Linked DNA regions of Homo sapiens: region 1 is linked to region 2. The links are chromatin loops, found by intact Hi-C in ENCODE. Cell type or tissue: transverse colon. All regions are shown on one strand. Links, peaks and the distances in the headings refer to the core of each region. The heading gives the core; the rest is flanking DNA. Region 1 has its middle 15 kb from the start of MIR3141. Region 2 has its middle 54 kb from the start of MIR3141.

What was found. A loop is a pair of places that touch in the nucleus more often than their neighbours do. Peaks named below come from ENCODE experiments on the same cell type or tissue, not always from the same donor. Only the 100,000 strongest peaks of a DNase experiment are listed, where the experiment ranks them.
Region 1: it touches region 2 in a loop (2.5-fold over the local background); 3 of 110 quality-filtered maps call a loop at or near these places.

The regions. Positions count from the first base shown.
Region 1 is chr5:154,608,225-154,613,596 of GRCh38, forward strand. No RefSeq gene overlaps it. Among named protein-coding and RNA genes, the nearest start is that of MIR3141, 15 kb to the left of the region's middle. RefSeq lists a silencer at 2,507-2,556 and an enhancer at 2,958-3,727. In transverse colon, for the core only: a CTCF peak has its summit at 2,316 (motif pointing left); a DNase peak (open chromatin) is centred at 2,287; H3K4me3 peaks cover 1,227 bases; H3K27me3 peaks cover 5,000 bases.
Region 2 is chr5:154,539,550-154,544,921 of GRCh38, forward strand. No RefSeq gene overlaps it. Among named protein-coding and RNA genes, the nearest start is that of MIR3141, 54 kb to the right of the region's middle. RefSeq lists enhancers at 1,811-2,313, 1,960-2,254. In transverse colon, for the core only: no CTCF peak of the experiment used is centred there; a DNase peak (open chromatin) is centred at 2,109; H3K27ac peaks cover 1,850 bases; H3K27me3 peaks cover 2,280 bases.

The sequences.
Region 1 (5,372 bases), core at 118-5,117, 69 kb after region 2:
TGTATACAGGGCTTATTCCCCTGATGGAAAATTAGAGATGGACACTTACCATGGAGCTAGTGAAGCTTAGGTCTCAGGGGACCTCATGTACACATGGCTCTTCTAAAGCCCTGCACCTAATTTTGTTTTCTCTTCCTTAAACAGGGGCCCATAAAATCCACACCAGGCCCTGACTGTAAGAGTGGCTATGAAAATGCCAAATGAGGGATAAAACCAGAGGGCTTTCACCTAGGGAACTCACCACCTCCAAAAGGGGAAGAGAGCCCTCCTAAGGTGCTCCTGGAGCTCCCCTCCTCACCAGCTTTGGTTTCTCCACTTTCCTACCGGATGAGTCCTGCCTCTTCCTGCCTGGGAGTTTATCAGCAGGGAGTGGCAGGGCCTGCTAATCAGGGGCTGCTCCAGGCCCCCGGGATTAACCCTGCAGACCCTGGGCCAGGGTCAGCAGCCCCGGCTACCAGTTATGCTCCCGGGTTCTCATCTGTGGATTAGATTGCTGGGGAGGGAGGAAGGGGAACTTTAGGGAGGGACTCACTGGCAGCCAGAGAGATTAAAACTAAATGAGAATACCTCACTCTCCTACTTAGAACCCTTCAGGGGGCTGCCTCTGCGTCTAAAATGAAACCCAGACCTTGCCCCACCCATCGGGCCCTGCCCTCCTCTTTGATCTCAGCCCTGGCTGTGGGGTGCTCCAGCTTCGCCTGCCTGCCTTCCTTCCCTTTCAGACCCCTTCCCTCCTCATTTGCTCTTGCCCTGAGACTTTGGCACTGGCTCTTCCTGTGCCTGGAAACTCCTTCCCAGATCTTCAAAAGGCACCTCCTGCAGGTCTCTTCTCAAACGTCACATCCCAGAGATGCCTTCCCTGGCCACATTTCTAAGGTCTTCCCCTACCCACCCCACTGTGCCACTCTCATTTTTCCCTGTTTAATTTTATAATCAGAGGCTGACATTCATATCTATTTTCTGCTATTCATCTGCCTCTCCCATGAAGAAGTGAGCTGAGATTCTCTCCTCAGCGCTTCAGACAGAGCCTGGTGCATAGAGGGGGGCTCAGTAGTAATTTGTGGAAGGAAAGGATGAGGGTGGTAGATCTGTGAAACCACCCTCCTGGGCTCTCGGCCAGGGTTGGGGTTGGGGGATAGAGGGTGGTTAAGCCAGGATCCCTGCCCAAGGAGCCATGTTCTTCCTATTGTGAGAGAGCAGATTGCGTAGGTGGGTTTGGAAAGAGAAGCAACACTGCTGGTTTCAGCTGCAAGCCCAGAGCTGGTTTGGACAAGGTGGTTCCCTGCCTGCCTGTGTTAGAACCCTCAGAAAACTTGTTACAGAGATGGCTGCTTGACCTGCCCCTCCGGTGGAAGGGAAGGCTTCCCAGAGGAGCTGGGCTGGGACATTGGTAATCAGGTACACCTGCCAGGGCAAGGAACTACAAGATCATGAGAAGACAACAGACGGTCTGGCTGTGGAGGGCTGGGAGCAGCAGGGCACCTCCTCTCCTCCCCAAGCCCAAGACTCCCAGGTGGGTTATGCTGAAGACCAGGGAGGCCCGAAATGGAGGAGCCTTGGGCTGGCTTCAGACCCCTGCTGGTCCTGCCAGCACCACCTGCGGCAGCAGGTGCAGGTCTGCCCTCAGCTCCTACCAAGCAGGGTCAGAGACCCCTCCTAGCATGCCTCCAGAACACTCTCAGGGAGACCGGGCCAACCCTCAGCCCTTCTTCCCCTTCCCTGCAGCAAGAGCCCTGTTTCGCGCACTCTGAACTGGGCTTGGGCCATGTTCCTGCCACACACAAACTGGGTGACCATAAGAAAGCTACTTACGGCCGAGTGCAGTGGCTCACGCCTGTAATCCCAGCACTTTGGGAGGCCGAGGTCGGGGGATCACAAGGTCAAGAGATAGAGACCATTTTGGCTAACATGGTGAAACCCCATCTCTACTAAAAATACAAAAATTAGCTCGGCATGGTGGCGGGCGCCTGTAGTCCCAGCTATTTGGGAGGCTGAGGCAGGAGAATCGCTTGAACCCGGGAGGCGGAGGTTGCAGTGAGCAGAGATCCCGCCACTGCACTCCAGCCTGGCGACAGAGCGAGAGTCCGTCTCCAAAGAAAAAAAAAAAAAAATCATCTCTAAGCCTAAGTTATGGGATAATAAACAAGACCATGGGAGGGTTGAACAACTTCATCGTGAAAGGCCCGAGCACATGGTCCTGAGCACGGCGAGACGCCTAAGTGCAACTGCGATGTTTGTCCTCTTTCCCCAGAACCCAAAGCGCCCGGGCCTGCGTAGCCCTGGCCTCCAGCGTCACCTGCTGGTCCAGTGGGAGAATGTCGCACCCTGCCGTCCTGGGGTGAAGGACTCCAGAGCCCCGAGTGCCAGCCTCAGCCCTGCCCCGACTCCCTCCCTGCAGCACGCGGGACGAGCCCCAACCCCAACCCCCGCCGCCGCGGGCCGGACCTTCGCATCCGTAACTTCGACACGGCAGTCTCCCTCTGCCCATTAGCATGGTTTGGAGGCTTCCAGAGAGCCGGGGGAGCCAGGAAATAAATCCCTTCTGTGAGGGACGGGACCGGCTCAGCCACGGCAGCTGGCCACGCTGCGTCCCCCGTGGAGGAGCTGTCACTGGGCGAGTGGACCCTGAGCCTGGGACCCAGTCCCTCGGGGTTCAAGACGAGTTCCAGGCTCGGCCTTGTTCCTCACCAAAGCAAAACCCACAGCTGCCTGCTCCACCACCGGGCGCCCACGGCGCAGGGCAGAGCAGGTGCTCCGATCCCCGTTTCACCTGCCGGGCGCACACACTCCCGGGCCCATACCCACGCCCACGCGCCCAGCAAGTTCCTGGGGTTTTTTGTTTTGTTTTGTTTTCTGGCTTCATTTGTTTAATGTTTCTCCCCTCAATCCTCCCCATCCCCTCACCGTCAGCTCCTGGAGGGAGGACAGAGCCTGGACTGCGTGCCCCATCCCCCGGATTCCAAGCACCTGGCACACGACTATGTGTTAAATAAATAAAATAAATAAATACTGTTTAAAAATGAAAATGAAATGTATTAAATTAATAAAATAGAACATTTCTAGCGACACACACAGGCACGCCAATCTCAGTCACACTCGCCCCAGGCACAGACACTGTCACTATGATTTGCCATCCCCGCCTCCCCACGCTGGAGAGCAGCGCCCTCACAGAAGGGCCGAGCCGCGGACGGGCCACACACCCGCGTGTACACACAGTCCGAGAACGCACACACGTACACACACACATGCGCAAGGCACGGCCTGGCCTTCAGGCACAGAGAGCCCATCCGGTTTCCCACTCAGCTCCCACAACTTCCCCCACACTTTGGTACTAAGGGCTCAGCTGGGTCCTTTTGAAGCCACCAAGGGAGGGAGTTGGGAAGGGCCCCAGTGACAAACAGTGGGGAGCAAGAATTTTACGAACTTAAGGGCTGTAAATTTCGGCCAGCAAATCCCCGCCCCTGTCCGTCCGCCCCGCCTTCCTTCTCACGAGGAGGGGGGCGTATCTTCCCACCCTCTGCTCATCCCCACCCTTCTCAAACTAATCAGCCAGTTCAAATGGTACCCTTCACCTATGATCACACCACTGTCATCAACGCCACCACCACTTAGATTGCCAGTGTTTGAATCCTAGCTCTGCTCTGAACAGTAAGTGCCCTTAGACAAGCGACCTCTGTGTCTTCCACTGCGAAATGGGAATAATAATAGTACTTACTCCTGGGAGAAGATGTGAGAATGAAGAGATAATGCACTAAAGCCCGGGGCCGCTATGCCTGGTCATTGTTAAATATTCATAAAATGGGAAGTATAGTTATTATAGGGTCTTTAAAATGATTATTCTTAGGATGCTATTTAAACTTAAAATAGCAGAGTTGGACAGGTTTTTAGAGACCTGTATTCCAGCTCTGTCTTTGTAAGCTGGAGAAAAAGAAGTCTAGAGAGTCGCTTGCTCAAAATCACACTGCCAGTCAGTGGTAGAACCACGTCAAAAGTTCAGATCTCCTAGGTGAGGAGTTGTTAGACATAATACCAAAATCACAATCTGTTTTCTGAAATTGATAAATTGGGCCAGGCGTGGTGGCTAACACCTATAATCTCAGCACTTTGGGAAGCCAAGGCAGGTGAATCATTTGAGGTCAGGAGTTTGAGACCAGCCTGGCCAACATGGTGAAACCTCACCTCTACTAAAAATACTAAAAATTAGCCAGGCATGGTGGCGCATGCCTGTAGTCCTAGCTACTTGGGAGACTGAGGCACGAGAATCACTTGAACCTGGGAGGCAGAGGTTGCAGTGAGCCGAAATTTGTGCCACTGCATTACAGCCTGGGCAACAGAGTGAGATTTTGTCTCAAAAAAATAAAATGAAATTGATGGACTTTATTGAAATTAAAAACTTCTGTCCTTCAAAAGACATTGTTAAGAGGATAAAAAAAGCCACATATTGAGAAATATTTACAAGTCGTATATCCGATATATAAGTTGTATCAAACATATATAAAGAGCTTGTAAAAATCAGTAATACAAAAACAAACAATCCAATTTTTAAATGGTCAAAAGACTTGAACAGACACTTCACCAAAGAAAATGTTTGAATGACAAATAAGCACTTGCAAAGAGGCTCACCATTAGTCATTAGGGAAATGCAAATTAAGATAATAATGAAATACCACTACACATTTACTAGAATGACTAAACTGGGGCCAGGCGTGGTGGCTCACGCCTATAATCCCAGCACTTTGGGAAGCTGAGGTGGGCAGATCATCTGAGGTCAGGAGTTCGAGACTGACCTGACCAACATGGAGAAACCCCATCTCTGCTAAAAATACAAAATTAGCAGGGCATCATGGCGCATGCCTGTACTCCCAGCTACTTGGGAGGCTGAGGCAGGAGAATCACTTGAACCCAGGAGGCAGAGGTTGTGGTGAGCCGAGATCATGCCATTGCACTCCAGCCTGGGCAACAAGAGCGAAACCCTGTCTCAAAAAAAAAAAAAAAAAATGACTAAAATGGGAACGGAAAGCCAACAATACCAAGTGCTGATGGAGATGCAGAGCAGCTAGAACTCTGATGCATTGCTGATGGGAATACAAAATGGTGCAGGCACTTTGGATTACAGTCTCACAGTTTCTTATAAAGTTAAACATATACTTACAATAAAACCCCAGAAGGGTGGGGGCAGTACTCACATCTGTAATCTCAAAACTTTGGGCAGCCGACATGGTAGGATCACTTGAGGCTACGAGTTTGAGACAAGCCTGGGCAACACAGTGAGACCGCCCCGTCCCATCTCTACAAAAAAATTAGAAATTAGCCAAGAATGGTGGTGCACATCTGTGGTCCCAGCTACTCATGAGGCTGAGGTGGGAGGGTTT
Region 2 (5,372 bases), core at 218-5,217:
CTATAATCCCAGCACTTTGGGTGGCTGAGGTGAGTGGATCTCCTGAGGTCAGGAGTTCGAGACCAGCCTGACCAATATGGTGAAACCCCATCTTTACTAAAAATACAAAAATTAGCCAGGTGTGGTGGTGTGTGCCTGTAGTCTCAGCTACTTGGGAGGCTGAGACAGGAGAATTGCTTGAACCCAGGAGGCAGAGTTTGCTGTGAGACGATATCACACCATAGCACTCCACCCTGGGCAACAGGGTGAGACTCCATCTCAAAAATCAATCAATCAGTCAATCAATCAATCAGGCCTGGTACAGCGGCCCACATCCATAATCCTAGCACTTTGGGAGACCAAGGCAGGAGGATCACTTGAGGTCAGGAGTTCCAGACCAGCCTGGTCAACATGGCGAAACCCTGTCTCTACTAAAAATGCAAAAATTAGCCAGGCATGATGACCTGTGCCTATAATCCCAGCTACTCAGGAGGCTGAGGCAGGAGAATTGCTTGAGCCCGGGAGGGGGAAGTTGCAATGAACTGAGATCATGCCACTGCAGTCTAGCCTGCACAGTAGAGCAAGACTCTGTCCCCATTAAAAATAAATAAATAAAAATAAAGTATAAAACAAAAATTATTGAAAGATAAATAAATAAATAAATAAATCAGAAACGACCAGATTTTGAAGTCAGGCACACCTAAGTTAAAATGTTGGTTAATTTGCTGAACAGACACTCTGTTCAGCAAGTGAACCAGCATTTCCTACAGTCTGGGGCAGACAATCGTATGGAAGTCTGGAAAAATACAGAACATCAGTGTTTTGAGAACCCTGGACCACTCCTGTCCCTCTACCTCAGTCATCAATGCAGAAGCCTGGCTTTGCTCTATTAAGATTGGAAATGTACACTGTTGAGTCCCAGTGGTGGAAGGAAGGAGGGTCTTTCTTCCTGTGTTAATTGAATAGAGGCTACAGTGGTTAGCCTGGACTAAAGGCATCCCTGTCTTTTGAGCAGTTCACCTCAGTAGAAAAGAATCTAAAGGAAGATCACTGCCATTTAGATCTGCTGACCTGTGTGCCTACCCCTTGCAAATGTCTGCTGGGTACTTCTAATTCCACAGGTCATCAGATGCCTGCTTGGTAATATATGAATAATAAAAACAACTTTCACTTCTTCCTATTTAAAAAAAAAAAAATGCTGGTTCAGCCACTGACTAGCTGTGTGACCTTGGACAAACCACTTAACCTCTCTGGGCTTCACTTCTCTCATCTGCAAAACTGGGACAGTGACAGACACTAGCTCATTGTTATGTGAATCAGGAAACATGCACAAGTAAATGCTTAATAAATAGGTAGCTGTTCTGAATCCCTTCTGCTCCCAGTCTGCCCCTCAATAGCTGAGTGACATTGGATAAGATCCTTCTTCTATGGGCCTCGGTTTCCTAATTTGTACAATGAGTGTGATTGACTAGGTCAGCGTTTCCTGAAGTATGGCTCACTGGTGTAAGCTAGATGATTTTTCGTGGTACAAGGTGAATATTTGTTATTTAAAATTATGAATAGATTTTAACGTATAAGAGAAAAAATAAAACTAAGATAGCAAACATGTGATTTTGTGGATATTGTTTGGAATGAAGCCAAGTAAAAAGTAGCGATTTAAAATAAAAAGCATGAAGTGAATAACAGATCAAGCGGTACACCAATACGGCAGAAGTTGGGAAGGTGATCCTTGAACAACCCGGATTTGGGGAAGTCTGGGCAAGATGATCTGGCTTTGATTATCTGGCTACCCAAAGAAAATCCACCTCATGAGTTACTTGCTAGGGGGACCCGTTGGTCCGCCCTATTTTTTTAAGTGGCCAGGCCCCTGTAAGCCCCATTGCCAGGAGTTTTGGCTAATGCCCTTTCAGTACATGTTGCAAAAATAATATAAATAACTCATCCTAGGACTTCAAACATGCCACCTGAGATGTATGGTGGAAGATTACAGGTTTCCAAGACGCACCCCCTCCATCATTCCCGTGGCTTAGAGGCTTGCTGGAGAGCGGAGATCAATGCTTTGGTTTTATGGGCAGCTGGGCCACGTGACCAGGCCCCAAATCCTTTGCTTTATGGGTTGTTTACACATTCCTGGTGAGAAACGGTTTACATTCTGGGCCCTGAGCGCACTCCTAAATCAGCTGCCGGGTTCTTGCAGTTGGAGGTGAAAGAGATCTGTGTGTCGGTGGGCACCAGGAGGCGAGGGGAGGAACAGAGAGGGGCAGGCTGAGAGGGGCCTGGGGAGGGAGCCCTCAGGGCCCCGTGTTTCCTGTCTGTGGCACCTGGAACCTATTTCTGAGTCAGCGGGGGGCGCTGTGCAGGGCCTGAGGTGGGTAGGAACCTGAGGGGCTGCATATGCACCATATTCAGGATGTGCTGGGCTCGCACTCAGTGCAGGCACTTGGCACATGTTAGCTCACTGGGTTCCCACAACAGCCCTGGGAGGTTGGGGTTTTTCCCATTTTCAGAGGAGGAATCAGAGACTCAGGGAAGTAAAGCACCCTGTTCCCTATTACATAGCTGAGGAGTGACAGAGAAGGACACTCGAACCCTGCTCTGACCAAGGCAAAGGCTGTGGTCTTGCCACTCTCCTTTCTTGTCGCTGGGGCTCCAACAGAGGCCATTTGGGTTGGAACTTAGGAGATGCCTCCTGGAATGGCGAGGGAGGATGAGGGGGAGGCGATTCCTGTCTGGGTTTTGTGACTTGGCCAAGTCACTGTCTGAAAATCCCGCATCACACAGTTGACCTTGTGGATCTGGTGCACAAGATCCCCTGGAAATCATCTGGGCAAGTTCGAGGGTACCCAGTGGGCCCCTGCTTGTCCCTCCCCTCCTCATTCCCTCCTTCCTCTTCTTTCTCCCAGTTACCCTTCCCCTCTTACCCCCTCCACCCTGAGAGGGTCCTTACGGTCCATTTGTTTTCCTTGGCCCCAGTTCTGCCCTTGGCAGCTGTGTGGGCTCTTAGGAAGCTGCTCAGATGCTGGGGCAGCTCTCAGCCCCCTGAGTCTTCTCCAAACCATCCAGCCCCAGTGCCTCAGCAGTTCCCCAAGTGACGTGGCTTCGAGCCCCTTCCTCATCTTGGATGCTGCCTTCTGAGGTCAGAGCAGGGAGATGACCCAAAGTTGGCGAGGGGAGTTAGCAAGCAGCCTGTGTAATGAATGTTCTTCTCTCTCTGGATCCAGAGGCAGCCAGGAGTTGTGGAAAGTGTGCAGGCTCCAAGGAGGGTGACACAGACATGGATTAATGCCCTTTTCCAACACTGAATCACCTCGCTCAAGGCACTTAACTCTCCCAGCCATGGTTTTCTCCTCTGTAAAGTAGAAGTAACAATTGTAGCAGACATCCATGCTTTGCCCAGCAGCCTTCCACCTTCCACCTGGTATCCCTAGTTTCCTGTCGAGGTCCCTTCCTCTCCTGCTCTCATCCTATATGAGTTGGGGGTAAGCTTATCCTTGGCTCAGGGACTAAGGTACTGAGCACTTCCCTCACACTACCTGCTCCCTCCCACAGTGACTGGTTCAGGAATGGGCATTTTTGAGAACACAGCAACCCACGGAGCAGAGCCATGCCAGGAGATGGCAATATTATTTGAGTGTCTGCATTAAGCTGTACCAGAAGCCAGATTCTTTTGCCTTTCCAGATAGATACACAGACTAATAAATTCCCTGTGGAAGATGAATCACAAAAAAGGCCTCCTTTCTCCAATCCTCTCTGTGTTCTCCCGCCTTCTTGCAATATGGCTTTACAGCAATTCTTATCAAAAGGTGGGATTTATTTCCTTCCTCCCTAAATTTGGGTTGCTGTTGTGATTTGCTTTGGCCAATAGAAGGTGGCAGAAGTGATGGAGGGCCAGTTCTGAGCATGCCCTTCAAAGAGCTTTGCACACTTATGTTGGCTCTCTTGGACCTGTGAACAAGCCTGAGCTAGCTTGCCAGAGGTGTGGAGACCCAGTTGTCCCAGCCAAGGCCATCCTGGACCAACCTACAGTCTGCTAGCTGGAAATGCACGGGAGAGTTCAGCCAAAAACAGCAGAGCTGACCACAGAGGCTGAACCCAGGGAAACCACAAGAACCACCCAGCTCGCTGTAGATTCATGACCAAGAATAAATACTTAACTGTTTTTGTTTTTTGTTTTGAGATGGAGTCTCGCTCTGTCACCCAGGCTGGAGTGAAGTGGCACAATCTCGGCTCACTGCAACCTCGCCTCCTGATTCAAGCGATTTACCTGCCTCAGCCTCCTGACTAGCTAGGACTACAGGCTCATGCCACCGCCCCCGGCTAATTTTTGGAGAATAAATACTTACTGTTTTAAACATTGCATTTTGGGGTGGTTGATTATGCACCAATAGCTGATATATTCCTTGTTTTGCTTAAATTAGTCCTGGTTGGTTTTTCTGTCATTTTCAATCAGAAAATCCCAGATGATGCAACTGTAATACCTACCTCATAGGACTGCTCTGAAGATTGGAAGTGACATTGGCAGAGTGGCTGGCACACTTGGGGAGGAGTCAGTAAACAATAGCTGTTGTCATTATTCCCTGTTCATCCTCCCAGCTACTCCCTCATCCACGTCCTCCAACCACAGGCAGCAAGTCCTCTGCCAGTGTGGAGAGTGGAGGTGGGCACGCTGGCTGAGGGGTGCCCTGGGTGGCCATGCTGTTGCTACCAAGCACTGGGGAGGAGACCAGAGAACCCAAGTTCAGTTCCCCATCTTCCAGAGGTGAGCCCTTAAGTGCCCCGTGAGAGAATGAGATGCTACTTCTCGGGTTGAACGGAATAAAAGTCTTCAACAAGATTTCCCTATGGTTTAGCAACTCCACTTCTGGTATGGGCTGAATTGTGTCCTGCCCACTCCCCAAAAGTCATAAATTGAAGCACCAATTCCCAATATCTCAGAATGTGACTGTATTTGGAGGAAGAGCTTTTAAAGAAGTAACTAAATTAAAATGAGGCCATTAGGGCGGATCCTAATCCAATCTGACTGGTGCCCTTTTAAGAAAAGGAAATTTCGCACAAAGCCACCAGGTATGTATATGTACAGAGAAAATGCTATGTGAGGGCTCAGCGAGAAGGTATTCGTTATTATTTCTTTTTACTAACCAAAAAGAAAGGCTTCAGGAGAAACCAGCATTGCCAACACCTTGATCTTAGACTTCCAGTTTCCAGAACTGTGAGAAAATTAATTTTTGTTGTTTAAGCCACCCAGTCTGTGATATTTTAATAAGGCAGCCCTAGCAGACTAATACAACTTCCTAACTGTGTAGCTCTAGGCAAGTTACTTCACTTCCTAAATGTCAGTTTCCTCATTTATAAAACAGAAATGAAAAAATAGTAGCCATGGCAGAGGGTGTTGT